Regions from separate parts of the Mus musculus genome. Here all the other regions are linked to region 2. A link is a loop called in an ENCODE intact Hi-C map of the cell type or tissue named here. Cell type or tissue: heart. All regions are shown on one strand. Links, peaks and the distances in the headings refer to the core of each region. The heading gives the core; the rest is flanking DNA.

Region 1 (10,661 bases), core at 1,785-9,784, 74 kb before region 2:
TGTGTGGGAAAAAAATCAGAGGACAGTTTAGAACATTTTGGTTTTTAGCAAGTTTGCAAAAACCACTAGCCTGTTTAGGATTCCTGTCACTTCACTATCTAAAACATTGCTGTAGTCTTCATTTTCTCCTTTAGTAAAAATGTTTTGAGTTTGGCCCAGGTAGACAAATAATAATAACAACTATAAAATGACATTAGAATTTTGAGGTCGTTGCAAAGCGGTTAGTCCATTATGTGTTCATAGGTTGTATGACATGTTTTGATTTGGGAAGTTCATAAGGAAGAAGTAGTGGATGTGTTATGTTCTTTAAATGTTTATGTTATTTAAAGATAATGGTGCGATTTCTATTTCAAAAAAAAATTACGCAGGTATGGGCTTATTTTGCCAAAGAAAACACAGCCGTTGCACCGAGTTTTACAGAAACCGTCAGTGTTTGGGAGTGATTCTGATGACGATGAGGTAAGGGGCCCTATGCTTAACTCATGTATTTTAAAAACTGCTTGTGAATTTGTCTTCACCTTTGTTTATCAGTACAGTGGTTCTGGAGTATCTTTACAGACCCTTCAAAAAAAAAAACAACCTTTAAAAAGCACTCAATTGCTATTTTCTGTATGACCAAAGATGACCCCCCCCCCCATAAACTTAGTCATTTTTAGATAGTTTGGTACACTCTTTATAGTCACTTAAATACCAGTGACCTAGCTGGCTTGGAATTTAATGTGTAGACCAAACTGGCTTTGGACTCATAAGGCTCTGCCTGCTTCTGCATCTGCCCTCTGTGTGCAGGATTAAAGGCCCGTGATTCAGTACCTAGCAGTGTTACATGTCTTTGTTACTTAGGGTACGTGGCTAGGCTTTGTAGGATCTAATTCTGTTGTAAACTGAAGGCCATCTGCATAATGTCGCTTTCAACCAGTTTAGAGTTCATCGACAGAGATGCATGCAAACACTGAGGCAGGCTGAAATGTGGAAAGAAAAATAACTGAGGATTTTTCTGTGCCTACTATACTTTGATCTTCACAATTACCCTCTATTACTTTCATTTTACTGATGAAGTTGGAATTCAAATAGGTTAAGGAATTTTCCCATTACTAGGCCTTGCAGCTCATAAATAAATGGCAAGACCACGGCTCAAACACAGCAGACGGATTAGATGGTTCCGACCGTAAGTCACCAGCTATCCAGCCTGGCAGCCTGAGCTCAGTGTCTGGGTGGAGGGAGAGAACTGACTCTCAGTTTGTCCTCTGACTTCCACTTGTATGTCGTGGCCCCTGTGTGGACACACACACACACACACACACACACACACACACACACATACACACAAGCAAATAGATGCAATAATAAGATTTGAGCACAGGTCTATCAAATTCTAAAATCTACATTTTTTTCCCATTCTTCTTTCTTGCTTTATTTTGATAATAGACCTTTAAAATGTTAGTGAAATAGAGAGGACAAAACCGCTCATTTTGCTGAAGAAATACCCAGGCAGGAATAGGCATTTGGACAGCTTTCAAAGCTGGTTTAGATTTGAGTAAAAAAAAAAAGTGGAGATCATTTCAGATGAGAGAGAACAAAGAACATAAAGTAGAAGGCATTTTTATGGAGTGATAAGTTTAGAGAAGAGAATGTGTAGAGCAAAGAAATGTGGCAGTGAGGCTGTAACAGGTTGAGCCCAGATTGTGGAATATCTTGCACTGTTTGTATGAAATGTCAACTTTACATACGGAAGTAGGTTTTTGAGTACTATGTTTATAGTTTACTTAGTGATGCCATCCCAGCTTTATGTTTATCTTGAGAAGATAACTCTGGAATTGCGAAGCACAAAAGGAGAGAAGAATCAAGAGCTTTAGGCCAACCTGGGCTATAGGTATAATAAGAGCTTGTCTCAAAGAAATGAGTTTGGGGAGGAGGCAACAAGAGTCAAGGGTCTTCTAAGAAATCTTATATGGAGATGAAGATCTAAGCTTTGGTTCCCAAGCTAATGGGAAGCAAAGAGAAAAAATAGACTCTCAGTAGAAACAGGCAGTCCAGAGATAGATGGGAAAGGAACTAGATGATGCTAAGGGTTTATTTCATATTTATTTATTTTGTACGTGGGCACACGTATGCCATGATACTGCCACACACGTGGAAGTCAGAGGATAACTCGGGAGAGTCAGTTCTTTCCCTCATCATGCAGGATCCTAGAGTTTGGGTGTTGCAGGCTGTCGGCCATGGCAGTAGCACCTTCACCTGCTGAGGCAGCCCTTCTAAGAGTGTGTTTAGGTAGCTATGCCTAGCTCGGGATGTAGGGGAAGAGAATTGACATATAGCATATGGGTTTTTCAATACATTGGAAACGTAGATGCAGTTTTAGAATTATTTATAGAATATTTATTCATTTATTTATTTTGGTTTTTCAAGACAGGGTTTCTCTGTATAGCCCTGGCTGTCCTGCAACTCATTCTGTAGATCAGGCTGGCCTCGAACTCAGAAATCCACCTGCCTCTGCCTCCCAAGTGTTGAGATTAAAGGCGTGCACCACCACCCAGCTTTTTCATAGAATTTTTAAAGTTTCCTTTGCAATTTTTATGTATGTATATGTGAGTGGACACACTCTTGCTATGGCACACATGTGCCACTCATGGGACAACTACTGGGGCAGTTGATTCTCCTTCTGTGTCAACCCTAGGGATCAAACTCAGATATAGTGACAATTACCTTAACCCTCTGGGCCATCTCTTCATGTCTGCCTTGCCTTTAAGGTTGATGTGTGTGAGCATTTCTATGCCAGGTGCATGTGTGCAGGTCAGGACAACTATGGAGAGTTGTCTGTCACCTTGTAGTCTGTGGAGCTGACCTGGACCACTCTCCTGTGTTTGTGTCTTATCTGTCATAAGAGGCCGGATCACAGACATGCACCACCACATCTCACTTTTTTCAGGCTGTGTAGCAAGCACTATTACCTGGCAAGCACCTCATTGACTTAGTTTCCCCTTTTAAGAAAGTACTGTGATATAGTCTACATGCCATATATGTCTGTTTTAATTTTAAAATTATATTTATTTAGTGTATGTATTTGTGCATGTGTGTGTCTGTATGATTGTATGCGCCATGGTGCTTGTGTGACAGTCAGTCAGAGGGCGACTTGTAGGAGAGGGTTCCCACCTCCCGAATGTGGGTCTGGGTCATTAGGTTTGGTAGCCCCAGCCCGTTTCACCCTTTTACATTATATGGTTCATTAGTTTTTAAATAATTGTACAATCATTACTAGCTAATTTTAAAGTAGTTTTAGTAGTTTTATCACCCAGCAAGAAAATGGTATCCATTGTAGTTGCTCTCCAAACTGTGGCAACCTTTCTGTTTGTGTGGAGTCTTCTGACATTTCACATAAATGGAGTTTTGTAGTTGGGCAGAGGGGGTGGGAGAGTGTTTTGTCTGGTTTCTTGAAAATTAGCATAAGTATTCTTAAAGTTATAATGCATCAGTGTTTTTTTGGGGGGGAGGGGTGTTGTTTTTGGGTTTTTTGTTGTTGTTGTTGTTGTTGTTGTTGTTTTTTGAGACAGGGTTTCTCTGTATAGCCCTGGCTGTTCTGGAACTCACTTTGTAGACCAGGCTGGCCTCAAAATCAGAAATCTGCTTGCTTCTGCCTCCCAAGTGCTAGGATTAAAGGCGTGCGCCACCACGCTCCGCTTGCATCAGTGTTTTATGCTCCTTTTCATTCCTTTAATTTTTTTAAAGATTTATTTATTATTATAAATAAGTACACTATTGCTGTCTTCAGACACACCAGAAGAGGGTATCAGATCTCATTACGGGTGGTGATTTGGACCTTTGCAAGAGCAGTCAGTGCTCTTACCCGCTGAGCCATCTTGCCAGCCCCCTTCCTTTAATTTTTAATTTTTTTTTTTATTCCTTGCTTTTCTGCAGATAGAACTTGGGACCTCACACATGACTAGTTTTTCTTTTTTTTAATTAACTTTAATTTGAATGTGTGCATGTGTGTGAATGTTGTGACTTAGGCACTTGTGCACACACATGCAGAGGCCGAACAAAAAAGTCAGATGTTTCTTCTGTCGTTCTCCTTACTGCCTTGAGACAGTTTTCTCACTGAACTGGAAGCTTGCCATTAGGATTAGGTTTTCCAGCTAGTGAGCGCCCAAGATCCACCTGTCTACATTCCCCAATGCTGGGGTTATGCTCTGCTTCTTTATGGGTCCTAGGGATTCAAACTCAGGCCCTTATGCTTGTACAGCAAGGGCTCTTACCAACTGAGCCACCCCTTCCCAGCCTTTAGTATTGAATAATGATTCATTGTACTGCATTTTATTTAGTCATTAGTTGGTGTGAATATGAGTTTCTGGCTATCATAAATAATTAGGAACTTCAGTATGTGTATAGATATTTGTATGGGCATGTAATTTTACTTATGTTGGTTATATTCCTAGAAATGGTTTTGCTAGCAGATTTTTTTTCGATAATTATATATTACTAACATTGGCAGAATTATCAGAGTGGCAGCACTACTTTGCTTTCCTGACCGTGTTAACGTAAAGGTTCCAACACCTTACCGTACTGCTGCTGTTTTGAGACAGGGTCTCAGTGTATAGCTTTAGCTGTCCTGGACCTTGCTATTTAGACCTGACTGGCTTGAGACTCAGAGAGATCCACCTGCTTCGGCCTCCCAAATGTTGAGATTAAAGGTGTGTGACACCCCACCCAGCTTCCTTTCTTAAGAGCATCTAGTGGCACCTCATTGTGATTTAATTTGCATCTTCCTGATGGCCAGTGATTTCATTTACCTACTTTTTAAATACTGGGTTGTCATTTATATGAGTTATAATACTTCTTTATGTATTCTACTATAACTTTCTACTTAGATATATGATGTGTAAATACATTTTTTTTAATTTATGGGTTGTCTTTGTTTTCTTGATAATGTGTATTGAAGGATGAAATTTCAATTTTGAGGACAGCATTTTCTCTTGCTAGTGGTGGTTCCATACCTCAGAAAAACATTGCCTAATTGAATGCCACAGAACTTTACATCTATGTTTTCTTCTAAGGGCTCTGTAGTTTTATCTTTTAAGTGTTTAGCCAATTTTGTGTTAATTTTTGTTTGTGGTCTGAAATAGTGATGGAACCTCATTCTTTTGTATATGACTATGTAGTTCTTGCACACTGCACTGTGTGCATTAGATTATCTACACTGTTTCCCATTAGATTATCTAGTGTTTCTATGGCTTATTTTAATACACAAGTTATTCTTTAAAATATTTACCATGGAGCCTATACAAAGCTTGGGTAACTTGTTATTTCTTTTCCCATGAAACAATCATGGCATGTATGCTTTGTAAACAAAGCAACATGAGACTAATGGTGTTATTGTTTGTCTTCTCTGTTGTGAACTGGAGGTGGTAGGAGCTAAACAATGGGCACCCTAGAGTCAGACAAGATGTTTGTTCATGGACCATTTTGCTTTAGCTTTCTTCCTCCCTTCCTTCCATATGGGGACTGTGGTCATGTAAGTGGAGGAAGACTTGAGAAGCCAAGTAGGAAGTGGGGTAACCAGAGAGTAGCAGCAGGAAGACCCAAGCAATGAGAAATGGAGGCATATGATGGGCTTAGGAAACTAGGGACCAGGATTACCTGGTGGGAACTAGGATTAGCCAGATTCTAGAAGATTTTGAAGCAAGTATGGAGATTGAGTTTTAGGTAGGGAGGAAGACATGAAGAAATAGCTCTCGAGTTTTCTCTTAACCTTGGTCTTACATTGGTGGACCTTCCCCACCAGCCAAGGCAAGGGAAATAACGGGTTAATTCTTAATGAACAGGATGTAAAGCTGCCCCCCACCCCTACCCCATGGTCTACTTGCATGAAAAGCATTTGTCTGGTTTATTCCAGCTAAGAATGAACATTTCTTAAATAGATTACTTAAATATTTGTGAAGTCTAAATAATGTCAAAACTTCTTTTTTTCATAACCACTTTAAACAGCTGTAAAATGAGGAGTGCTTTAAAGAATATGTAGAAGCAGACTTTACGGATTCCCTCCCTGGAATAGCATTAGCTACAGCAGGAGAAAAGCTGCTGCAAAGCAAACCTCTTGCTCTTTAGCTTTGTTTTGTTTACTTGACAGCTCATCAGAAACAATTAAAGATCTCAAATTTTAGATCATACTTTATTATCTCCCGTGGTCCAGCAGAGGGGGCACTAGCACATGAGTCCTGTTGTGATGAAGGGCCCAGTTCTGTGGAGATCAGAGGACAAATGAGCTGTGGGTCCTTGTTTGTCCCTTTATTTGAGGCAAGTTCTTTGTTTTTCATATACATATACCACGCTAGCTGGTTCTCTAGCTCTAAGGAATTCTGTTTCTGCCTCCCACCTTGCCATGGGAGCACTGGCGTTAAAGATGCATCCATCTTTAAAGGATTCCAGGATTTGAAATCTGTCCTTAGTACTACAAGCACTTTATCTACTAAGTCATCCTGCAGCCCCATGATTAACTTTGCATAGAAGAATGGTAATCTAGTACTTGTATTTACATGGCTTTTTTAAACTATCAGAACTAATTAGGATTATTTACTGGTTTGTTCAGAGGAGAGAAGATAGTAGAGGCAGTGAAAGGTTCTAACCCTAAGTGAGAATGCTCCATCTAGTTGTCTGAGTGGTTCCTCATCATTACATTGTGTTAATTGCAATCTTCCCAATGTATCTTCTCTCCAATCCTGTCACTACCCCTTTATGCTCATCTTTTGGATTATTTTAATAGCTTTTTAAATTGTTTCCTTATTGCTTTCTCTTTGGATTCATCTTAAATACCAGTGTCAGCCAGTCTGATCTTCTAAAGCATGGTTCTAATCATAGTACTACTGCTTAGTTCTCCAGTCTAATTATGTTTAATGCTTTGACCTTCAAATGACTGTTAGCATCTTCACCTAACTCTTCCTTCCTGCCAAGCACACTGTCATGGCATTAGTTCTTACAGCTATGTTTTTCTTTAGAATATAAGTTTCTGCAGCCATCTCTACATCTCCATACTACAGCCACCTTTCAGAATTGAGAGCAAGTGTTACTTCATGAAATGGTATTTGATTTTTCTCAGTGCACACACCTCCATGTAGGTGGAGGCCAGAATAGGGTGTCTGATGCCCTCTTCTGTCACTATCCATCCATTTCTTTGGAGACAGGGTCTCTGTTTCAAAAACAGAATCTGGGGCTTGGTCTTTCTCATCTGGACTAGGAGTCAGCAAGACCCAGCCATCCGTATACACATCCCTAAGAGCTAGGCTTATGGAGTTGTAGAGATGCCCAGTTTGTTATGTGAATGTTGAGATTTGAGCTCTGGTCCTCATGATTGCAGAGCAGGCTATATTTAACCACTGAGCCATATCTTCAGTCTACTAATACAATTTTATTTACATAAACAGGCGAGCTGAATCTGGCCAATAGCTTTCTGACTCTTCTGGTCGTCATGTTTCTCTGTGTCTCTCTCCCTCCCCTTTTTTCTTTCCCCTCTTCCTGCCCATTCTCTTCTGTTTTTGAGATAGGATCTCATTATCTACCCAAGGCAGACTTTGAATGTGATCCTCCTGTGTCGGCCTCCTGAGTACCACAAGCAGTGTTACCATGCCAAGCCTGTATAGTTATTTTCAGAAGTACCCATGATAACAAAATATGTCATGTGTCATAACAATTCGTGACTAATAGAACAAAGCCATATGTTTTGTAAACCGAAGACAGATTAAACATGAAACTTCCTTTTAGATGTTTATCCATGATGTTACTGAACTCAATAAAGCCTTCTTTCACCCTTACCAATTAAAATGCTGATTTCTAAGAAAAAATGTACATGTGAAATCCAGTATTACAGCATAATGTAGTGTATACAGCTGAAAATTGTTGTTTTAGGACCAAAACAAAACTCTGAAGTAATGTTAAACTAGAAAGCTAAAGTTCATCATCTTAGAGACATATATGCACGTGTATTATGTATTCATACCGTCACTCAGAAGCCGTAGTGTACCACTGTGTATGCTCAGCATTTTCATCCAGGAGTCAGGCACTGAATAAATACTGATAAGAGAAACACTAAAGCCCAGTGTGAGCTAAGAGAGGCATAGATGATAAGAACCAATTCTGAAAAATCTAAGGCAGATTAAAGATGATTATACTAGAATTAAGAAATGTGGCCAAGAATGGTGGCACGAGCCTATAATTGCAGCACTTAGAGAAAGTGGAGGTAGAAGGATCAGAAGTTCAAAGCCAGTCCTGGCTACCTAGCAGTTAGAGATCAGCCTGGCCTGTATGAAATGTTGTACCTACCAAGAGTAAAAAGGAGTAGAATAGTGAATTGATAGAAGACTGGGGTGAGGCTTGGTGGTAGAATACTTGCAGAGCTGTGCAATCAGTCAGGCGACAAAAGCTAAATTTCTAAAATTCTTAAATTATCAAACACCTGCATTTCTGATTTCTGATGAAAAACTAATTCATTTTGAAGCCTGTTTGGCTGGTTAATAATAAGACAGTGTAAAAATTTTGATCTAGCAGATTATTATAATGGAGTTGAATCAATGTTGTAACTTTGGCTTTCATCAGTTATAATCAGATAATATCCTACTACTCTGCATGTGTCTTGTGTAGATCAAATAAATGACAGTTTTTTTTTAAATGCCAAGAAGTTTGGATTATTTTAATGACAACTAATAATGTTAACTCTTCTCATATGCTACTAAACCAAGTCCTATGAGACTGAATGTACTTAAGCAGCAGCGTACACAGTGAAGTGTTTAAAGCAGTTCTGCAGCTATGCTAAAAACCATCCCTGTTGTCTGCCAGTGAGAAGAAAGCAAAGCAAAAAGAGAGAAAAGAATGAGATTTAAAAGCCGGGCGTGGTGGCACATGCCTTTGATCCCAGCACTCGGGAGGCAGAGGCAGGAGGATTTCTGAGTTCAAGGCCAGCCTGGTCTACAAAGTGAGTTCCAGGACAGCCAGGGCTATACAGAGAAACTCTGTCTCGAGAAACCAAAAAAAAAAAAAGAATGAGATTTTAAACAAAACAAAACCAGGCAAGATGACAAAAGACTCCTAGCTGGGAGAAGTAGCTGAGCATGCAGATACTGAAGGTGGATGGGCAAGGAACTCCTTTCCCCAGGAAGAGTGTGATATTGATCTTATGCTTTCTAGATAAATAAAATTACTTTGTAAATCTTGTTTGTATTTATGTCCCTTTGGTCAAATTGATTCATGTTGGGCAAATTTTTTAAAATTCCTTTTTTCCCTTCTGAAATAAAGTGACAGTAGAGTTTGTATATTTCAATTCAGGATTTATTCTCTCTCCATCTGTCTCATTTCCTTCCTTCCTTTCTCTCTCCTTTATTTCTATCTCTATGGTGTCTGTTTAATGAGACACTTTGCTTATACTTTCATTAGTTCTTTAGAAATCATTTCCGTTTTTTGGACATAGTCTTGTTCGTTGCATGTATTGTACATATGTTTTTTGTCTAAAGCTGGAGATTAACGTCATATAATGTAGCAACACAAAATCTCAGAATTCGTTTGCTTTTTAAAATTTACTAATTTTTATTTCATATGCATTGATATTGTCCCTGCATGAATGTCTGTGTGAGGGTGTAGTATCCCTCTGGAACTGGCTGGATCACATAGAATTGTGACAGTGCTTGTGACTACTTTCTCTCTAGTTCCATGGTTTGTAAAATGTGTAATTATTATTAACATTTGTGTGTGTGTTGCTGGTGACTTGACCCAGAGCCACGCATCACTGAGCTGTGTCTCTTAACTGTTTGTGTAGTAACTTTTCTGAACCAGTTCTGCAATGTTTATGACCTTTGTGTTGCTGCTGAAGTCTGTTAACTTAGATGACAGCCACTGATTTATCCTACCAAAACATTGGAACTAGTTAAGTGTCCCATTCTTGTGACAGTGGATTAATTCATGTTATATCAGGCCTGTAGTTTACAGTTCTGCTATAGCTTTTACTCTTGTATAGCTTCAAAAGCAGTTCCAAAATGCTTAGAATCCTCTGGGCTCTTGCCTTAGTTGTATGCGTACATGGCCTTCAAGATCCCTTGGAGTGTATAGGAACTTTGTTTTTATTTTCTGACAGGGTCTCATCTTGTATGTTGGCTAACATTGAACTTGTGATCATCCTGCTTCAGCCTTCCAAATACTAGAATTACAACTCTGCCTCCATGTTTGACTTTCTTTGGGACTTTCAGAACTGTCCCTTTTAGTGTGCATTTTTGCTTGTTTGTTTTGAGATAAATTCTCAGGTTTTCCATTTATCACCCAGGCTGGTCTCAAACTCCTGGACTTGATCCTCCGACCCTGTTCTCTTGTCCTCTTGGGGAGCTGGCTGTAAGCCAACATGCCAGGCTATGGTTAGCATGTTGTTTATTCTAGCTGTCACAATAAATTAACATTAACCTTGTGAAAATAACTCATTCTTGCTTTCCCATAATTTCCCCCACTGTTCTTCACTAGTTCTTTTGCTCTTGCTTTCTATTTCTGAGATTTTTGGCTTTCTTTTTGAGTTTTAAACAAGTGTTCTTAGGGACATTTTTCCCTAAGTTTTGATGGTGGAGGAGTGCTTGCCTCTTGGTTTTATCATTGTAAAACCTACAATAAAAATTGTATTGGGCATTAGATTAATTTTTTTT
Region 2 (10,661 bases), core at 1,479-9,478:
CAAGCCTGGGATCCCCAGCACACACAGCAAAGTGGGGAGAGGTGGCAGAGTCTGAAACTCCAGCACTGAATTGGTGGGAGGTTTGGGGCACGGGGTTGGGGGGAGTGAGAGGATGAATGGTGAATACAGGAAAATCTCGGGGACCCCCTGGCCGATCAATCTGAGAGTTTTAGGTTCACTGAGAGGCTATCTGAAAACATAAAGTGATGGTGGAAGACACCAGCAATCGACCTCTGGCCACATGTGCCCACACAAGCAAGTGCACCCCACACTCATGCATGCACACTAGTGCACAGGGCGGAGAAAGAGGAAAGAGAGACAAGACAAAACAAGACAGCCCTCCCCACAAAGTAGTTTATAAGCCAAAAGCTAACCCCACCCACTAAAGGAGGAATCACTGAGACAGGCAAGTGACACCAGGCAGATGCTGGGTTACCAACCTTCTAGCTGTTTCTATGCCTGATTAGAGCAAGCAAACCCTTCACCAGGTGAGGGAGGCACATACTTGCAGAAGTGACTGATTTTTGACCTTTTGGGGCTTGGTTGAAGATAAGGTCTTATTACGGAACCCTGGCCAGCCTTAAACTCCCAATCCTCCCTCCTCTGCTTCCCTAGTCCTGGGATTGCAGATGTGAGTCACCAACCCTGACTTTCATTTGAGATCTGGGAGAAGAAAACTTAATTCCAGCCCCTCACCCAGGGTTGGGGACAGGGACCGCTCAGCACGGCTCACCCTCCCTCAGATCTTTCCTCCTCCTCCTCCTCCTCCTCCTCAGTTCAGCTCTGCTCCTCAGAAACAAGGAATATGATCATTGAGACATTTAGCTAGGGGACAAGGTCTAAGCCTGGCTAGGTCCTGAGAACTATGGCATGGGTGGCTTTTCCTCTATGGTCATTCTGGCCTCTCCACTCCCTCATTTTAGGCCCCTTCCTTACAGGGGGATGGTTGGGGGTGGGGTGGGAAGTATTTAGGTGAATAATGCAGTTTACTCGTTTTATTCCACAAGTCAGAGACAAAGGAAACAAACTGTTTTGGCTTTTCCCCCTTGAACACGTCCCAGAAGGCCACACAAAATCGTGAGAGGATAGTCCCAGACTCGATCCTCCTAGCAGCTGGCCTGGGCTCCAGGGTCTCTCAGAGCACCCAGCTGTTCCTGAGCCAGCCCCAAAGCAACCTGAGGCTATCCCCTGACCCATGCAGCCCCCCTCACTTCTGTCCTCATTACTGTAAATGATGTCATGAAAAAAATCAGGCCTTGGGACTCCAGGACCCCTTCCTCCATGCCTGGGGAACTGAGACCTATCCTCCACAAATCACATGCCCAGGGTGCTGCTCTGGCTTTGCACAGTCACAGAATTTGTCCAGTTGTGGAGTTTAGCAACTTATGACCTCATACCTAGTATGTCCCTTAAGTCCAGCCGGGTTGGGTGGGAGCTTGGGAGCTGCTGCCAGCTTCTATAGGAAGCCAAGCAAAGAGGGCAATGAGAACAAGGCATTCAGATGCCACCCAGCAGCACCCCAGCAAAGCCTACTGACTTTGTCCCTGTTAGAATGGGGAAAAAAGCACTTGCTGGTTTGTGTCGTTAACGGTCTGTAAACAAGTATCTAACTTCCCAATCTGGAGAGGAAAACACTCACTCACACACACCAGTCTTGAGGAGCCAGCCAGGCAGAGCTGTTACTCACAGATTGGCACTTTCTGAATATGGACCAAAGTCACTGCCAAGAGGTCATCCTGGAAGTAAGGTGGCTGTGTTGGCCCATGGTGAGTCTCATGCCCGCCCCAGCGATCAGCTGCCCCTCTGTGCTCTGGGACCATCAGGGAATCAGGGATGTTAGGTTTCTTTTTAAAAAGTAATTTGATCCATTTTCTACCTGGGACTCTCCTAGGAAGATTTTTTTTTTTTTTTTTTTTTTTAGAACGCTGTTTTGTCTAAGGAAGCATTTTTCTTGGAACTGACCCCTGGAAGACAAGCTTTAGCTGTACTCAGGTAGGAATAAGCAGGTGTTTTGTCAAATGTGGGTTTCCTACCGGTGCCTCATTGGCCAGACACAAAAACCTCAGAGGGAGGGGCCAACCTGGAGATTAGCAGAGAAATCAGTAAGTGTATGCTCAGCTAGCAGGGCTCACTCAGGAAGTCCAGAACTCCACCCACTAGCGGGGCATGGTTTAGGCACAGAACATAGAGGAGTCTGAGTGTGCAGAGCCTCTGCCCTTGGCCGAAATACAAGAGGATCCCAGGAGGACTCCATCTTAGAGCAGTGGTCCTGGCCCGTAGGTATTTTGCACCATGATTATATTTTGTGTTTTGTTTTATTTCAAAGAGGGCTGTTAGAACCTTAGCCACAAGAGCTTGAACATTGTTTCCAAGGTCCCTCTATTTCCTCTTACTCAAAGCCTTGGTTCATGAGCCCCAGAGGACCTCCAGTGTTACTGAAAACAGCTAACGCCCTATTTGCCTTCCCAGCATGAAATGACTGCACAATAACCCACCTGGCCATTGGCATTTTAAGAATTAAGTCTGTCAAAGCAGTAATCCAAAGTAAAACTCAGCTTCCTCCGACTGCCTTGTGTGTCCAAACGGTGCTACTCAGCAAGTACAACCTAGAGATGGCTGTGAACTGGCTTTATTTCCAGAACTACCCGTGTTTCTCTTGGGTGTGGGCACCCAGAGTATTTTGTAAGCCTGCCACAGAGCCCAACCCATGTCCCTAAACTCCACAGTCACCACCCATCAGGGAAATTCTTCCACATGCACCCCACACACACACTGCTCCCCAATCCAAGTTCCATCAAAATGCTCATAGGATTCTAAAATTTCCCAAAACATCGTGGATTCCATTAAGATATTAATATATCCCCCTTTTCACCCTGGGGATATATATTTGTTACATATCATCCATATAGAAATATATAATATGGTTTTTTTTTTCTTTAACTGGAAACTGAAACAGACTTGAGTCTTGAGTGCCCAGGCTGGGAATTCCCACTCTGAAATGTGGCCAACCGAGTGTCATGAATCCCAGGTTTACTGAGGAGGAGTTTCAGCTTGCTCTTGTTCAGGCTTAGTAAGGAAAGCTCCATACCCAAATGAACAAGCTGCTTGGGGGTGGTCGGCTTTGTTTTGCTTTGGAAATGGGTCTTGTGTAAGCTAGCCTTGACTTAGCTAAGAAGCTGAAGACAACCTTGAACGCCTGAACAGTACAAGTATGCCTTAGCACACAGGGCAGAGTCAGTCTTTCTTTCTCTCTTCTTACCATGCAAAGTCTCTACAAGGCTCCAACCCAGGAGATTTCAGAGATTAACTGCCAGGCTAGGTCCCTACTTTTCATGTAGCTTAGTGGTACGATGTCTGCTCCGGGTACAAAAGACCCTGGATTCAAGCCTCACAGCTGCCCAAAACAAGTAAGATATTGCCTGCACTGCAGAAGAACCCGCCCATCAGCCTTTTCTGGAGCAGTACCTCTCGCTGGGGACCAGGGTGGGAGAAGGAAGCTATCCACAGCTCCACGAAAAAGTGAAGGGCCATAGTCAGAGCTGTTTCCCCCTCCATGTCCATCCAACAGCCTCCAACGCTGTCTTGGCTCTCTATTACTTTTAAACAAACCCCAGTGTTGTTGTTTTCTCAGACATGTTTCCCATGTAACTGAAAACACATTAAATATTTGATTTCTCCCCTTACTACGATGAGAGCTAGCAGGTCCATAAATAATCCATTGACCTGGTTCATTTTTTCTGGACAAAAAAAAATGATCATAAAAATACATACACACCCTTCAAATTCTTGAGCACTCTTAACTAAAAAGAATAATTCAATATGCAACACACACACAAACGCGAAAAAAAAAAAATCTCGGGCCACCAACCAGCCTTTTAGAAACACCCCCGCCTCCAGCAACTGTTGGTTACACACTTTAGTATAGCACAGCCCACTGGTACTTCCATAAATTCTGAATGGCCTGTGAGCTGTCTGAGTCGGCTCGCGCTCCGCAGTGAGACCATTCGAGCGCACAGAGAGAGGCTTGACCCTCTTAAGTGTCTCTCAAAGGTTTCTCTGGTTATTTGGGCATTTGTGTCTGCCAGCGTCTTTGCATAAAGCCACCTACCAGCCCTTGTCTCAAAAGTAAAGCCCAAGCACGGAATCACGGCTGGAAACTACAGCAACTTTTGCCAAAAAGCGAGGCTGCGCTGGGCCAGCTCTGGGTCTCCAGGGTTTCCATCGGGTCCCTCGAAAGGACCCTGCGCGGTGCAGACAAAGGCACCCGAAATCCAGGCAGTCAAGCGCGGGGACCGAGGGCTTCTAGAAAGAAGCGTGGGTTAGAGACAAAAAAGAAAAGAAAAAAAAGAGAGAAAAAAAGAATAAGAAGAAAGGGAAAGCGACCCACCTGCGGGAGGCGCGGCGGCGGGTCCCGGGCTGCGGAGGCGGCTCGACCCTCGCGCCCTCGAGGCACCGGCGCGGCCGCTGGAGTGGCGCCGCCCGCCGCGCTATTTGTACTTGCGGCCCCTCACATGGTCTGATCTCTAGATAGCCGCCGCCAAAGAGCTCCGCAAGAATTTTTGCGTCACTTTGAGACCGAAGAACTTTGTTTCTCTGCTACCGCAGCTGGAGGGGGGGGGGGGAGGGGCGGGGTCCACGCTCCCTGTCCGGTGGGAGGGCGGCAGAGCCCCCCACTCATTCCTGCACATACAGCAGCCAGGGCGCAGGGCCGGGCAGGGCAGGGCAGGGCGAAGGATCTGACTCTTCTGCTTTTGGACTAGTGTGGCTGGAGGATGCTGTACAAAACGAGGTTCACTTCTGCCCTTACCAAATCTGCCCTAAATTACGTTAAGGTCCTGCTCCGTGTCACTCCCTAAGAGCATTCTTTCTTGACCACAGCCGATTGCGGACCGTCTTTCCAAGGACTCCTGACTTTGTCTGGGTTCTCTAGGTGGAATGCGAGCTTAGTCGGGAACCTCCCCATCCCGATAGCAGCCTACAATAAGCACCCCCGGGAGGATCTGAGAGTGCTACTTAGCCACAGGAGGAAAATTTTGCAGAGAACATCGGTGTTGGTCCGCGGACCCGCCTGTGCCTGTGGGGTTGGGCACTGGACAAACTACCAGCCTTTCAAGCCGCTCAGTATTTCGACAGGAGCACTGTTTTCAAGTCTATATAGATTGTTTTGTTCACACACACACACACACACGCACACGCACACGCACACACACACACAGCTTAAAAATGAATTTAATGTTATCACATTCTTTTTTTCACCAAAATTACGGGAGCTTTTTTTTTTTTTTTTTTAAAGAGCAGATATGTTACTTATTTTGGACTGTGTCTGAGGCAGAGAAGTCAGGACCCGGGCCGGCCAGCCTGTCTCTTCTCATCCGGCCAAGCGAGTGAGGGAGAGCTAGAAAAGAGGTAGTAATGGCGAGTTCGGTGTCTGCGAGAAAGCCCCGGCGCCCCTTTGTTCCAGAGGGGCTCGAGCCCAGACATCAGAAGCCGCAGCTGGGCTGCGCTGGCACCAGGAAGGGCTGGTTGGTTCACTGTCCGCAGGTGTGGGCGGTTCCCGGCCGCAGGGATCACCAGTACGAGGCTTTGGTGCCACCTAGGCTCCAGGGCCGGGAATGCAAGGAGCGGCCCTAGCGATGTGGGGGAGCGGACTGGCTGGGGGAGCTGACCTTAGGCAGGCCTGGCCATTCCATGACCCGGAGAACCCCAGGGTCCCAGGGTCCTCACTGGGCCCCTCCCTTTCAATGAACACACGTGTCTGCTGTCTCCCTTCCGTGCCTGTAACTCCTGTGCAGACACAAGGCTGCCCAAGAACAAGTTTGTTCTGAGGAGGGGTCCAGGCAGACAGAGGAGCAGGGCGGACTTGAGCATCAGCTAAGACTCCCGTCTCCAATCTGACCGTCCCCATGCGGATTCAGTCTTACCGGCTCACTGCCGACCTTCCCAGGGCCTTGCTCCTCCTGCCCGGTTGCCTCCCCTTACTTAGTAGTACTGCCACATTGTGAGCGCTGAGTATTGGTGACATTTCTCTGAACAGGATGAGATAGATAGAGGCTCAAACCCTCTGCTTGTGGGTTGGACGAGACTCTTAACCACAGTGTCCTAGGCCTTGTCTTGGAGAATGATAGCACTGGTCCGGTCAGACTGGTGTGTGTGGGTGTGGAGAGGCTCTCGGCAGATGCTTCACTTCAGCTGAGACTAGCCTCAGGTGGTCTCATCTCTTATTCCCTGCTGAGGACTGTTAACAGCTGCCCAAACCATGCCCACACCTCATTCCCCACAGCCCCCTGGCCAGAGTGCATACTTAGCCTCCCTCCAACTATTTTTTTTTCCTCTTGCCCTGGAGGCAATTCTGGAGGAGCAACTTAGCCCAGTCTGTCCCACAGTCCCTTCAGCAGACCTGGTCCCTCTGCCTGCAGAGCTGTTTGGCAATGCCGCCCTGCCTTCCCACACATCCTGCCTTCCTTCCCGTTTCTGACACTTGGTAGGGACACAGGGAGGAAATGCAAGACAGACACCCACAAAGGCGTTGCACTGGGCTAGGGAACGCTGCTACAGAGCCGGCAGAAGGGCTGAGGAGACTTGGATGGAGGGGAGGTTTGCCAGGCATTCTTCACTCGCTAGCTCCATCCCAGAGACACGGAAGCCCAGCTGCCACACGCGGCCAGCCTCCACGGCAACAGACACACATTAAATGCACACACACATGCCGCCACCACCATCACCACGAAGACTAGCTGGATTCCCAAAACCCAACGACGGCCAGGACAAAGCCTTGTGAATGCCAGCAGCTCCCTCCGGAAGCTCTCGGTGCCATCTGTCTGTCTGCCTGTGTTCTGTTTACACCGTGACAGAAGAGGAAGCTCTCCCTTCCTTGTGGGCTTCTTCTTAGGCCCAGGAAATGGCTACCACACCCCTCCCTCTCAGGGAATCTCTTGTTTCGGATGTCCACCACAGTAGGCCTGGAATCTCCCCAGCAACCACCTGAGGCTGACCTAGCTAATCAAGATAGAGCGGAAAGAAGGGGTGCCAGAGAAGGCTCAGTTGATGTTAGTGGGCTGACCACGTTAGGGTGTAGGAGAGAGATGAAGGAGGACTGGGCACAGCTCTGGAAATGACAGGAAACGTGTAGGTGGACTTTGTCTTGGTCACTTTTTTCTGGTTTCTTCTCAGCCACTTCTCGTGAGCCCTACCTTTGAGAAGCAGCCCCATCCAAGTACCACACCTCCCTGGACCCCACCCCCACCCCCGGCCTCCTTTGCCGGTGCCTCAGCAGTCTGCCCTCTCACTGGCGTGCCCATCATCTTAACTCCTCTCAGAGCTTACCCAAGGGAGTGGTCCTTCCCCTGCAGCCCATGAGGCTGCACCACGCCCTCACAGGAGGGCCAACGGTGATAATGCTAGACCTCTACAGAGCATCTGCCTGGCACCTGAACAATGTGCTTCTACCACCGGGCCTCATGAGCAACTTGGAAATGTTGAAATAAAATACTTGTCGCTTTAGTGATGTGAGCGGCACTTGCTGTGCATGCTTAATGACTGCTTGGGCTTTTCTAAAAGGAGGGAGGGTGTGAGCCGTTGATGTGGAAACTAGCAAGGGCGTTTATAGATAGGAGTCAGGGGGATGCGACCTTCAGGTTTTCAAGGAACATCTGCTTGTGTAGTCCAGGCTGGTCTTGACTTTGAAAACTTACTGCCAGACTGAGGTAGCCTTCCTAGTGCTGGAATTATACAAGCATCAGGCTTTGAACCAGTTTGCTTGTTTGTTTGGTGTGGTTTTTTTTTTTTTTTTTTTTTTTTTTGGTTTGCTTTTTGTATGTGTTGGTGGGGGGGAACGGAGACATTGTGTGTGGGGGTGAATTGGAGGCCAGAGGTTGATCTTGGTGTCTTTCTCAGTTGCTCTAAAGAGGTTTTTGAGACAGAATCTCTCGACTATTTGGCTAACTGGTACTTCTTCCTAGCACTGGAATTAGAAGCATATGTGTCTTCACGAGGCTTCTCTCTCTCTCTCTCTCTCTCTCTCTCTCTCTCTCTCTCTCTCTTTCTCTCTGTCTGTGTCTGTCTCTCTCTCTTCATTCGTTTAAATACTCTGGGGATTGAACTCTGGATCCTCACGCTTGTTCAGCAAGCACTTTGCTGACTGAGCCATCTCTCCATCTCTGCATCTCCCCATCTCTCCATCTCTGCATCTCCCCATCTCTTCATCTCTGGGCCAAGGTTCTTTGTTTTTATACCCGGCCTACTAGATCCCCTCCCCTATCTGTAAGCAACCTTAGGGTCATATCCTGGTGGTCACTGATTTCCTACTCCACTTAAAGCACTCTGACGTGGAAGTACCCCAAGATTTACTGACAAGTGGGGGGATGGGTGCATATGCACTCAGAGCTAAACTTATGTAGAGATATGGAAGAGTCAGAACAGAGCGAAGCCTTGGTAAGAAAGAACACTGGAGGTGGGAAGAACTCACTATTCATGGTATATCTTTTTTGTTCATTTTGGATTTTTGAGACAGGGTTTTTCTGTGTAGCCCTGGTTGACCTAGAACTCATTCTGTAGACCAGGCTGAACTCAGAGATCCACCTGCCTCTGCTTCCTGAGTGCTGGGATTAAAGGCGTGCGCCACCACGCCCGGTTTACTACTACTACTACTACTACTACTACTACTACTACTACTACTACTTCTTCTTCTCCTTCTCTTTCTCCTCCTCCTCCTCTTCCTCCTCCTCCTCTTCTTCTTCTTCTTCCTCTTCCTCTTCTTCCTCTTCCTCTTCTTCTTCTTCTTCCCCTTCTTCCTCTTCTTCCTCTTCCTCTTCTTCCTCTTCTTCTTCTTTTTCTTCTTCTCCTTCTCCTTCTTTTCTTCTTCTTCTCCTCCTCCTCTTCTTCTTCTTCTTCTTCTTCTTCTTCTTCTTCTTCTTCTTCTTCTTCTTCTTCTTCTTCTTCTTCTTCTTCTTCTTCTTCTTCATCTTCTTCATCTTCTCCTTCTAAAAGATTTATATATGTGTATATATAAAGAAATTCATATTATATTGTATTATATTATATTATATTATATTATATTATATATGCAGATTTACATGTGTCTAGGTGAATGAGTATGTGGCCAGAGGAGTATATCAGACTCCTTAGAGTTGGAATTGCAGGTGGATGTGAGTGAGCTACCCGATGTGGATGCTGGGGACCCACACACGCAGAAGAGCTTTAGTGCTCTTCACTACAGAGCCGTCTCTCTAGCCCACTGTGCACATTTCAGACTATTGAGAATCTGCAGCAGGGGCTGGAGAGATGGCTCAGTGGCTAAAAGCACTTGCTGCTTCAGAGGGGGTGCCCAGCATCCACATGGCAGCTCACAACTATCAGTAACTTCAGTTCAAGGGGATCCAATGTCCTCCCTCCTGGCCTCCGTAGACACCAGACATATGTGTGGTACATACACATACATGCAGGCAATACACTCATACACATGAAATAAAAATAAGTATTTTTTTAAAAAGAATTTGCAGTAATGCTTTTATAATTTTCCCCCCAGAAAAGCAGGTTTTAGATCTGCTAAGCAAGCCTTCTACCAGTGTACCATGGCCCTGCCCCTCAAACCAGCATTCTTTATTTTAAATAATACATAAATCAATAAAAACGAGACGAGAAAGGCATTCGAAGAACCTGAGCGTCTTGCAAAGCTGTCAAGCCCTGGAAAACTACTGGATCCCCTTGACACCATAGACAATGGCCTTCCATGTGGGAGGTGACTCCTCAGCAGCAGTGTCTTTGTGTGTGACAGAGAGGATGCTGTGGGAAGACAGTGCTCCCCTCTGGGTTCAGGGCTGCAGATGTGAGCAGAAGCCATTTCCCCGTGTCTCTGTCTCCCTTCCCTTTCCCTATCCTGGGTGAACTCTCTTGGGCTCTTCTCTCCCTGCCCCCACTTCAGTGACAACAAGACTTTTGCATCTGGGGAGTTCCCCACAGGCCTTTCTTGGTGAGCTGGCTACCCTCCTCCCTGAGGTCTGCGGTCTCTGTGGTCAAAAGTGGGTATACAGTTCCTCTGTAGCTTCAGGCTGTCACAGCCCTCACGGTGCTGCATGGAAGCCTCACATATAGTCACCTTTCTATTTAACAGCTTATTTCCTACCTCAGTGACAGACTTAGCTGGGGATCAGGGAGTTCTCTTAACTCCCCGGGGAGCCTTCCTGCCACACCAGGCTGCTGGAGAAGCTTGGGAGAAAGGGTTTAATAAAAGCTGCCTTTTGTTGTGTATCTTCTAAATACATGCATAATGTTCTGCCCTCTTCCTATCATATAGGTTAAATGCTGAATTATTAAAAGTATATGAGTGTTTCTCATGTTCAAGCAGAGCTTTCATACTTAATGAAATTTAAGATAACTTTTTAATATGGGTAATGTGGAAACCGAGGTTCAGAGAATGTCAGTGGCTTCTCCAGGCTTGTGCCACCTCTAAGCTGAATCACCAGGCAGCTTGTCTGTCTTATCTTCCTTCTGCTATTCCTTTGGGCTTGGGCTAACTAGAAATAGAAAGGTTCAAGCCAGAAGAAAGCTGAGCAGGCCAGGCCATTGCTCATCTCTCTGCCTCTTCTCCTACGTATGCCGTCCCAGGCACCTAAGAATGAATATGGAGTCACAGGGCCTTTGCTCTCCTGTTCAACTTGTCCCCA
Region 3 (10,661 bases), core at 782-8,781, 96 kb before region 2:
GTGAGAAGCCTTGGTGTGGCTGTTTCCACCCATTGGTCTGGGTTCTTGCTGGGTCTCTTCAGTTGTGAAATCTAGGTCCTCACCTCCTGGATACCTACATACATAGCATCAAGGGTGCTATTACAGCTGTGCAAGTTGTGCGCTGCACAAAGCCCCCCCCCCCACCCACACACACACCTGAGTGGGCAAATGTCCGCTCACTCTCTAACCCGATTCCACTGACTGAGCGCTGTGCCTGCCTTGACTTGATGCTACGTCTGCTTGGAAGGGGGCATCTTTTTCTTCACAAACCTCTTCTCTGCTCAGCCAGCTGGAGGGTAGTTCATGTATCCAGCACAGGTGACCTGGAGGCTGATGGTGACCCTCCTCTCCCTTCCTTCTGTTCCTTCTTTCTAACACTTTATTCAGACATTGGGTCTCCTAGACTCAATCTTCAAAGTGCTATTTTTAGTGGGTAGAGTACAGCTTAAGTCGTAGAGCTGGCGTGCACAAAGCCCTAGGCTTGATTCCCCATGTCTGCAAATAGGTAAACAAGCGTCCTGGTTTCTCTCCCATCCCCTGCCCTCCTTTGTGCTGCTTTTACTTTTCCTATTTATTTATTTATTTATTTATTTCTCTGTTTTTTAAGTTCTTACCTGCTAAGCTGTGGATTGGGGCGGTGTGAGCGAGAGCCCCTGCACCTCTGTTCACATTTCACCTCGGGTCTCCCAGGGCACTGATGATTGCAGTCTTGCAGTGTTCTCCTCCCTCTCTTTCTCCTTTGGTGTTTGAATCCCTGCATCTCCACGTGATGATTTGCTGGTTTGAAGAGTGAAGTGACTTCCTGTGTGCACGCTTCTCTAAGTTCTTTATCTTGGACCGTTGGCTTCTGGTGGGACTGGATTCTTCCCTTACTGTCTGGACAGGAAACAGCCTCTCTTCCCAACTCCTAGGGCCTGAGGGGGAGTCTGCGGGCCTCCATATTTAGAACATCTCCCAAGGGTCCTGCCATGTTCACTGGGGAACTGCACTCTTAGTCCCCACTCCCAAGATGTTACCCTGAGATGAAATGAGAGGAAATCACCCAGCGCTGCAGGGGCAGGGGCATTACTAGGTCTCTCACTCTTTCCTAAATGCATCTGGACACCTCTCTGAATCCAGTGAGGCTGCTGGGCTAGGCAAGTGTAAGCCTCCTCCATTGCTGGCTTATCCTCTCTTCTCCTGTTAGCATTGCCGCCCTTCGTCTCTGCCTGCTCCCCAAACTTTATTCCTTCATCCTTCACTCAGCCACTTTAAAGGAATGTTGGCTCTGTGCCAGGCTCTGTCTTAGGACTTTGGGGACCAACAGAGAATAAAGCTGATTAAAGTCCCTGCTCTCAAGAAGCTCACAACTCCAAGGTGGCTCTTGCATGCTATCAGGAGAGTGAGAGCCTATCTAAGACAAAAACAGAGGAAAGCAGAGAATAAACAAGGCAGGGCTGGGATGGAGCCGGTGGCAGAGCACTATGCTCACACAGACACACACACAATCACACATACATACATCTCACATAAACACACTCACACAGGGCAGTAAACATAACAAATATATACCTTGATAACAAAAAATAATAATGCTAAGGAGCTGGAGAGACAGCTCAAAGTCCAAGAGTGCTGACTGGTCTCTTCCAGAGGACCTGGGTTCAATTCCCAGCACCCACATGGCAGCTCACCACTGTCTGACTCAAGTTCGAGTGGATCTGACTCCCTCACGTAGGCATATGTGTAGACCAAATACCAGATGTACATTAAAAAATAATAAAACTGTTTTATAAATTCGTGATAAAATAAGTAAGCAGGGTAAGGTGATTGGGTGGCGTTGGTGGGAGACAGGGAAGGAGTGTGGGATGGAGTTTTGTTTTCTCTTAGGTGATGTGGTGGATCTCACCTAAGGTCTTGTGTGAAGCAGTTCAAATATAAATAGATAGTTAAGAGAGACCTTGTCATACGGTAAGATTTAAGCAAGGAACTCAGCTATATGGATCCGTCTGTGGCGAGTACTTCAAGCAGGGCAAGGAACCAAAGCAAAGACCTTCTAAAGCAGGAATACACGGTGTGGTGAAACAGGGAGGACACTGTGTCAGGAGCAGAGCAAGAGAACTAGAGGCACATAGAAGGTGATGGGTGGGGCAGTGGGCCGAATCAGTCAGAGTTTCACACTGTCCAAACAGACTGTGAGAAAAAGGATAAGCTGGAGAATTTCGTGACATGGCGTATGCTTTCAAAGAGTCACTCTGATGGCCAGGATAGTGGCTCCCACTCCTAGCGCTTGAAGACTAAGGCAGAAGAAGGAGTATGAGTTCAAAAGTCAACCCGAGTTACATGGCAAGACTCCACCTAAAAAATAAAATCAGGAAATATAAGGAACTGGGCAGGGTAATGCTGACTTTTAATTCCAGCACTTGGGAAGCAATCACTGTGAGTTCCAGGCCAGCCTGGTCTACAGAGTGAGTTTCAGGATAGCCAGGGTTAAAAGAAGAAAAGAGGGACAGGAGTGGGGGAGGAGAAAATAAGACCTCTGTTAGAAAGGCTTTGTGGTGGGGGAGGGGCGGGGGGGGGGGATAGTCAGCGACCAGTCAGCGGGGCTGCCGGCTGCTGCAGGAATGGAAGGTGGGAGTGGTGCCAACAGAAATGGTGAAACACGGTCCAGTCGTAGCGCATGTTAGTACAGATTTTGTTGAGACGTAACTCCACAGCTTGGGTGCAAAATGTGAATAAAACAAGAGCCAAGGTTGACGCCATGGTTTGGAGAAATGGAGAGGCCATTAGTAAAACTGGAGGACGCTGTAGGGTGGGGGTTCTGGTGGGGGAAGATGAAGAGTTCACATTCGGGGGCTCAGCTGCTCTTGCAGAGGACTGGAGTTCTGTTCCCAGCACCCACATGGTGGCTCACGGCCACCTGTAACTCCTGTTCCAAAGCATCCAATGCCACCTTCTGACCTCTGTGGGCACTCACATGCACACACACAGGCATGTGCACAGCACAGCACACACACACACAGGCATGCACACACACACACACACACACACACACACACATGCATGCACACACAAATAAATAAATATAAATACTTTTTAAAGAGTTCACACTTTGGGGCTGGAGAGATGGCTCAGTGGTTAAGGCACTGACTGCTCTTCCAGAGGTCCTGAGTTCAAATCCCAGCAACTACATGGTGGCTCACAACCATCTGTAAAGGAATCTGATGCCCTCTTCTGGTGTGTCTGAAGACAGCTACAGTGTACTCATATACATTAAATACATACATACATACATACATACATACATACATAAATACATAAATCTTTTGTAAAAAAGAGTTCACACTTTGGCAAGCTGAGGTAGAAGTGCATATTGAATATCCAAGCAGAGAACTGAGTAAGTCGCTAGAAAAAGAAATGGGAATTTTGGAGAAAGCTCTAGGTGGAGATTTGTTGGCCAATCGGTGATTTGCAAAGGGGGAAGAGGAGTGCAGACAGTTCTTGGAATGTCTTAGCACCGAGGGAGCATAGCAGCAGGTTTGACAGCCACCAAAAGTCTGGAGGTGGCTTCACCAAGCCATGAACTATGTAAACTCACACATTTGATTTATGGCTGCGTTATGAGAAGTCCAGAGTGTGTGCTGTTGTACAGCAATCGTGCTCACAGTGGGAGTGGCGGGGCTGTGTGCTGCAAGAACTCGGGATTCATCCTGGAACAAGCTTCCACTCAGCTGGAGTAACTCAAAACACAAGCTGTCGGCCTTGTTCAACACGGATCCTTTCCTGATAGGCCTGGGAGGGGCCTGACGGTGCCTTTGGGGTGACATTCATATCAGCAGGGACACATTAAGACCCCAGCTATCAACACAGAGTTCCCTTGCCTATGTAAAAACCTAGCTGGAACTTACACGCATATCTCCTTCCAGATGTGCGCTCCTGGGCTGACCTTCAGCTTACTGTGTCCAGCAGTAATGCTAACTGCGTTTTAAAATGACTTAGGGGTGTCTAGCATTTGAAGTAGAGAGTTAAAGCTAACACGGCGGATGGGAGAGGAAAGCTTTCAAGAGACACTGCTGACCTTGGTTAGTTGGCTGGAAGGAAGCACTTTGGCTTTTGAACTTGAAGTTAAATACTTCAGTCTTTTTGCTCTGCCTGTTTTTATTAATTGTCTATACTTCCCGGAGGATTTAGCTTAATTAATCCAGTGTCAAAGCAGAGATCTACAAATTGAGGTTTAATTTAAAAACATGCTTTTTATAGTCCGATATTTCCAGCATAATGAATTCCCTGTGTTATTCAAAGTTTGATTAAAGTGGGACCTAAAAATACCCTATTAAAAGCTTACTGAATACACCCCTGAAGGTTATTCGGTGGCTTACTCTGAAATCCTTATAGCTTAAATGTACCTAAAAACTGCTGTAAGCATTGCTAAGGCAAGTCAAAATGGTCATAACTTCATAGAATCTTGGAAGAAAGAAGAAAAGTAGACAGACTCTTGAGAATTGCTGGGGGGGTGGTGGGGGGGGCGGCGGGGGGCGGGACGGTCAGTCACCTGTCTACCGCAAGAGGGCAGTAGCAGCCAACAGTAATGTTCCCGAGATGGTAGCGGAGGGCTCTTTAGAAGCCCCTGTAAATACATCCTTCTCTGCAAAGGAAAGGGGAAACAGAAACTACTTCCCGGGCAGTTCGGAGCTTTTGTCCCTGGTAACAATAAAACAGGAAATGGGCAACAGGGGTCTTGAGAGAGAACGACCCTTCTCTCCATCCTCATGTCCTTCAATCACCAAAGAGGTGGTGACTGGGGTGTTCAGCCAAGAGCACCGACATCCATTGATGGAACAGAGCACTCTCTGAGGATTTGGGACACACAGAACAATCTGTGGGGAGCTGTTTTATCTCAGAAAATTAGTTGGGACGGGTACTAGGAGTGTCCTGGGGCGAACTTTGTGTTTATTTAATTTAGATGTATAACACGGGAACATTAAGATAATTAGAGTAATCTTTGGAAACCTGTAATATTTCTTTGTAAAACTTCCAGGAAGCTAATTAGCACAAAGAGGGATCAATGGTGACAAACGTGCCCTCTGTGTTTTAAGTAGGTATTTTTATTGGTCTAGAGTTATCCATAAAGTGAGATGAATCAGATGTTTCTAATGTGTTCTCATGACTAACATCTGTTCTTGTTTTTATTCATAATTGTCACTAATATTATTGAGCTGTAATCTGGAAAAACTTTTAGGACTTGAAATAAAGAAATTAAATTATTCCTTAATTTAATGTTGTTTCAATTCAACATTTATTGAACACTTACAATTGAATGAGAAAAAACAGTGCCCCTCTGTGTGTGTGTGTGTGTGTGTGTGTGTAAAAAGAGAGAATGTTAGAAAAATTGCACCGACATGTTTTAAAGTCAGCTTCAAATAAAAAAGGAGATGTAACTATTTTTTTTTTTTAATTGTATGAGCCTTTCCTGTTATATGCTACACCTTAGCTCACAGGGATGCCTTCAAAACCAGGCTAAAACCAAGCCCAGTTCAGGGAAACTTGCTTGTTGTATTGGTAGGTGACAGGAAGTAAAATATGTCTGGGGGTCTATGTGATGGCTCAATGTCGCCAAGCCTTCCAACCCAAGTTTGATCCCTGGGCCCACATGTTGGAGGGAGAGAACTCCTTCAAGTGTGTTCTCTGATCTGCACACACATGCTATGGCACATATTCACACACACTACACTCCCATCAGTAAATAAAACATAATAAAAGTGTTCTGTTTTAAAATTCTAGTAGATGGTTGAGATTATGGTTAAGCTTCTCTTAGCGATATTTAAAACTCTCACTCAGTTTCATGTGTATACATAATGGTTCGTTCAACTCAAATCAGCAGGTCTTTATCTGGATCAACCCTGAGTTAGACTAGGAGCCACAGTGATGAATAAAACTCGTTCCGTGCTGGGAGGAAAGAGACAGCCCCTCTTGCATACTGTCTCATTTGCTCTCATAATAACCCTGCAGTATTGTCCCTATTTTACAAAAATAGAGCAAGTAAATGATCTGTTTAAGATCACAAAGTCAGTTGAGATTGAGCCAAAATTAGAACCCAGACCTATTCAACTCAAAGGTGCTCCTTCTATTGGACCAGTCTATCTAAACATTAGTCATTGGCTCCTGGGAGTCTATAGGAATGGCATCTAACAGTTTTCAATAGTTGGCAGTAACTACATATCTGGGAACAATTTTTAACTAGAGAATATTTCAAATATCATAGTATAAATAATAAGTACTGTGTATTCATTGTAAAATAATATTCTATAACCAACCTTAACAGGCCTTGTTTGAGTTAGGTTCATTTCACTTTGCTTTACAATGCTGGAAAGTGGCCTAGGGTTTTGTATGTGCAAGGCAGGCACGCTGCCATTCAGCTACATCTCCAGCCAAACAGGGTCTCTCTGAGTTGCTGAGGCTGGCTCAAAATTGTTATCTAGCTTAGACTAACATCAAACTAGCAAACTTCTTGCTTCAGCCTGCCAAGGAGCTGGGATTACAGGGGTATCTTCATGCCAAATCTGAGTCTGATATTTTGTTTTGTTTTGCTTTGCTTTTAAGATATAAAATATAATAGGAGCAGTCAAGATTTTCTACACCTCTGATCCCATTCTCTTTTCTCCTAATGTGATCATGAATTTGGGGCTTATCACTTTTATGCCTGAGTCATTCCTTTTACTGTAACTCTTGTTTGTCTTCTTTTTTTTTCCCTTCGGGTTTTTCCAGACAGGGTTTCTTTGTGTAGCCCTGGCTGTCCTGAGACTCACTTTGTAGACCAGGCTAGCCTCAAACTCAGAGATCCACCTGCCTCTGCCTCCCAAGTGCTGGGGATCAAAGGTGTGCGCCACCATGCCCGGCGTTTGTCTTCTTTTAAAAGATTTATTTACTTATTTATTATATGAGTACACTGTTTCTGTCTTCAGACACACCAGAAGAGGACATTGGATCCCATTACAGGTGGTTGTGAGCCACCATGTGGTTGCTGAGAATCGAACTCATTACCTCTTGGAGAGCAGTCAATGCTCTTAACTGATGAGCCATCTGTCCAGCCCTGTCTTTTTGTTTTTTGATATAAGGTTTCCTCTGTGTGGCCCTGGCCATTCTGGAACTCACCCTGCAGACCAGGCTGGCCTTGAACTCAGAGATCTGCCTGCCTCTTGAGTGCTGGGATCAAAGGCGTGCGCCACCACCACCTGGCTTCCTTTTACTGTATCTTTATGAAGTAATATATCTTACAGGTTTTTAAACCTTTAAGGGTTATACCCAAATATATACAAGATTCTACATATTCTATGTGTATATGTGTGTGTATATTTTTTTTCAGTATTATGATGTATGATCCCATTACATGAGAATATCAAATTCTATCTACCTTTTAAATTTAAATATGTAAACAAGATACTGCTGTAATTTTGATTCACAACATAGCTAATGAGTTTTAGTCATATTTAAATGTGTTTCTTCATAATTAAAGTACAGTATTATCTAGACTACCTTTTCCTTTTCTTCATGCAGCTCATTCTCGGACTGAAGTCTGGAATTTCAGGAACATTGTCATTGAACTCCTGTATCACTGGATAAACATCTGTCTGACTCTCATAGAGCTAAACATGCGACAAGATGTTTCCATTATCCCGCCATTGCCCAAGAAGAGTGCCACCTCTATTTATGCAATATCCTCAGAAAGATCAATCCGAGAGAAACTTTAAGGACTGGTACTGTGTCGGGACATGTTGATTGTGTCCAATGCTGTTAACCATGAAATATTTTCAACTGGAAAGAGTACCCCATAGATATATTCTGCTCCCAGATACTCACCCCAGTACTCTCTAAAGCCAAAAGTGCTACCTACCTAAGGGAAAAATTTTATCTAAAGAGCATGCATTGATGATGACCATAACCAGAAGCACCAGCGGAATACGTAATAGAATGTATTTCAGTTTGAGCTTCCTGTATGACAGACTAGTATAGCTGTTTGGGAAGTTGCTTTCCATTAATTTAAATAGCATAATAAAGAGTACTGGGGGTCTGGACAGTGAGAAATGGCAGCTTTTACATCAAAAGAGTACCAAACAATAAAGAGTTTAAGAAGTGGACTTGTAACTGGTTTTTGGTTTGGGTTTTTTTTTTTTTTTTTAGAATTTTTTCATAGATTATCCAAACACTACTTCTCCATCTCTTCTTCATCTCTTCTTTCCTTAACAATTTAAAAGTCACTTTTATATTTCTGGTTGGTTGGTTGGTTGGTTGGTTGAAACAGTATCTCCATATATTTCTGAGACTAGCCTGGAACTGGCTATGTAGCCCAGGCTGGCTTTGAACTCCTGATATTCCTGCCTCAGCACCTTGAGGGCTGTGAGAATAATTATGTACCCTGCCATAAATATCATTTCAATGAACAGGAAATGTTTGTCCATGGCTCACAGAATAAAGAAAACAGCAATTTTTATTAACAAAAACTTCTCAAGTTTGTAACTACAAAAGAATGGATATTTGCTCAGAGCTTGTTATTACAGCAAACTTTACTGCTGTGTTGTAAGATTTCATCTTTGTAAGAAAATATCTTACCCCATTTTTAATAAAATTGGGAAATTAAACTTTACTTTCTTTATTAGGTGACAGACTGTGATGTGTCCTGAGTGTCTTATAAGTGGAGATTGGCAGCCTGTACCCTTTCCTGATAAGACACCAGTGTCATTAGCAGCTGTCTTGTCTCAGATGAACTCATGACCAGCGTTTCCACTCTTGGCCACTTCGTATTTGGAGGGAAGCATTTTCAGGCATTTGCAGCAACATTTCTAGCAACAGTGTTCCTGAAGATATTAAACTGATAGCCATATATCTGGGTGGGTTCAGAACAAACTTGTAAAAACAGACGATGGTGCAGGCAGCTGGGGAGAGGCGGGCCAGAGAGGCTGTTTATATTGTGGTTATGGGAATTAAATTCACTCTGGCTTAGTGATAACAGATACCTTATATTTTCATCACTTTTTCTTTGTAATATTTGAGTTATCTTTATTTTACGTGTATGAGAGTTTTGCCTGAGTATGTGTTTGTGCACCCTGTACAATGGAGTAGCTGAGAGAGCCAGTCACAGCCAAATGTGCACGAGCCATTCAAGTGCTAGGAATTGACCTCTTTTCCTCTGGATGAGCAGCCAGTGTTCTCAACTGCTGAGTTGCATCTGGCCCTGGGGATGCAGCCCAGTGGGTAGTGTTGTTGATGAGCAAGCACAAAGCCCTGGGATTGACCCCCAGCACAACATAAAATCAGATGCGGTGGCATACAACTCCAATCCCAGCACTTGGGAATTGAAAGCAGGAGGACCCAAAGCTCAATGTTCTTCATAGTAACTTTGGGGCCACCACTTTCTCAGATTAGCTATCTTTGCTTGTAAAAGCTCCTCACAGCTGAGCTCATTGATGCTCCCCCGTAGGAGATGTGGAGGATGGGGCTCCCACCTGAGTATCTAGCCACCCCTGCCAGTCAGTTGTTTGCAATTCTGACATGGGGTGGGGGCTGGAGTAAATAATGCAAGCAGGGATGGCCTAGGGGAGGAGACTCCAGCAGTGCAACCATGGAAGAGTCCATGCTGGGTGCAGACCTTCTGTGTGGCTACTTTTAAGGTCCCCTATTGTATTAGTCAGGGTTCTTTAGAGTCACAGAACTTACGGATAGTCTCTATATACTAAAGAAATTTATTGATGACTTACAGTCTGCAGCCCAGTTCCCAACAATGGTTCAGTAGTAGCTGTGAATGGAAATCCAAGGATCTAGCTGTTGTTCAGTCCCACACGGCAAGCAGGCGAAGGAGCGAGAGTGAGACTCCCTTCTTCCAATGTCCTTATATGGTCTCCAGCAGAAGGTGTAGCCCAGATTAAAGGTGTGTTCCACCACACCTTTAATCCCAGATGACCTTGAACTCGAAGATTTAATCTTCTGGAATCCATAGCCACTATGCCTCAAGATCTCCATACCAAGATCCAGATCAGAAACTTCTATCTCCCAGCCTCCAGATAAGGGTCACTGGGAAGCCTTCCAATTCTGGAGTCATTCCAAATATAGTCAAGTTGACAACCAGGAATAACCACTACACCTATGTTCCTACTCATAACTCCTTGACAGTGCTATGTAAAGAAGCCGCATAAACTCATTAGTTTCCTAGGTGAACCTTGGTGGAATGGTACCTCTTTATAATTGGGACTTTAGGAAGAAGGATAGGCGTTTACATCTCCCCCAGAGAAAGATATGGGATATGGAAGGCCCTAAATAAATAACTTCTTTTTTTTTTTTTTTTTTTTTTTGGTTTTTCGAGACAGGGTTTCTCTGTATAGCCCTGGCTGTCCTGGAACTCACATTGTAGACCAGGCTGGCCTCAAACTCAGAAATCTGCCTGCTTCTGCCTCCCAAGTGCTGGGATTAAAGGCGTGCGCCACCACGCCTCGCTAATAAATAACTTCTTTCAACTGACAAGATCAATTAACTGAATACAGTCAGGTGTATTAGTCAGAATTCCCTAGAGTCATCCAACTTATAGAATGAAACTATCTCTCCCTCCCCTCTCTCTATATGTATGTATATATTATTGGAATGACTTACAAATTGCAGTCCAACTAATCCAACAA

What was found. Hi-C counts contacts between places; a loop is a spot of excess contacts. Peaks named below come from ENCODE experiments on the same cell type or tissue, not always from the same donor. Only the 100,000 strongest peaks of a DNase experiment are listed, where the experiment ranks them.
Region 1: it touches region 2 in a loop (4-fold over the local background); 14 of 42 quality-filtered maps call a loop at or near these places.
Region 3: a loop joins it to region 2, with 8 times the contacts of the local background. A loop is called at or near these places in 28 of 42 quality-filtered maps.

The regions. Positions count from the first base shown.
Region 1 is chr11:77,066,452-77,077,112 of GRCm38, reverse strand. It overlaps Nsrp1 (nuclear speckle regulatory protein 1), which reads left to right. Exons shown (of 7, transcript NM_001012309.2): 2 at 369-459. Among named protein-coding and RNA genes, the nearest start is that of Mir423, 6.4 kb to the left of the region's middle. In heart, for the core only: a CTCF peak has its summit at 6,183; no DNase peak of the experiment used is centred there.
Region 2 is chr11:76,992,402-77,003,062 of GRCm38, reverse strand. Slc6a4 (solute carrier family 6 (neurotransmitter transporter, serotonin), member 4) reads right to left here and starts at 4,466. Exons shown (of 14, transcript NM_010484.2): 1 at 4,388-4,466. RefSeq lists cis regulatory regions at 4,560-4,567, 4,761-4,994, 4,544-4,994, 5,472-6,411, 6,489-6,510 and promoters at 4,416-4,760, 4,416-4,994, 4,416-6,621. In heart, for the core only: a CTCF peak has its summit at 5,591; a DNase peak (open chromatin) is centred at 5,592; H3K4me3 peaks cover 2,317 bases; H3K27ac peaks cover 375 bases; H3K27me3 peaks cover 4,931 bases.
Region 3 is chr11:77,087,382-77,098,042 of GRCm38, reverse strand. Efcab5 (EF-hand calcium binding domain 5) reads left to right here. Exons shown (of 18, transcript NM_176965.3): 18 at 7,552-8,128. The coding sequence ends at 7,745. Among named protein-coding and RNA genes, the nearest start is that of Nsrp1, 14 kb to the right of the region's middle. In heart, for the core only: CTCF peaks have their summits at 4,386 and 4,589 (motif pointing right); DNase peaks (open chromatin) are centred at 852 and 4,592; H3K4me3 peaks cover 423 bases; H3K27ac peaks cover 403 bases.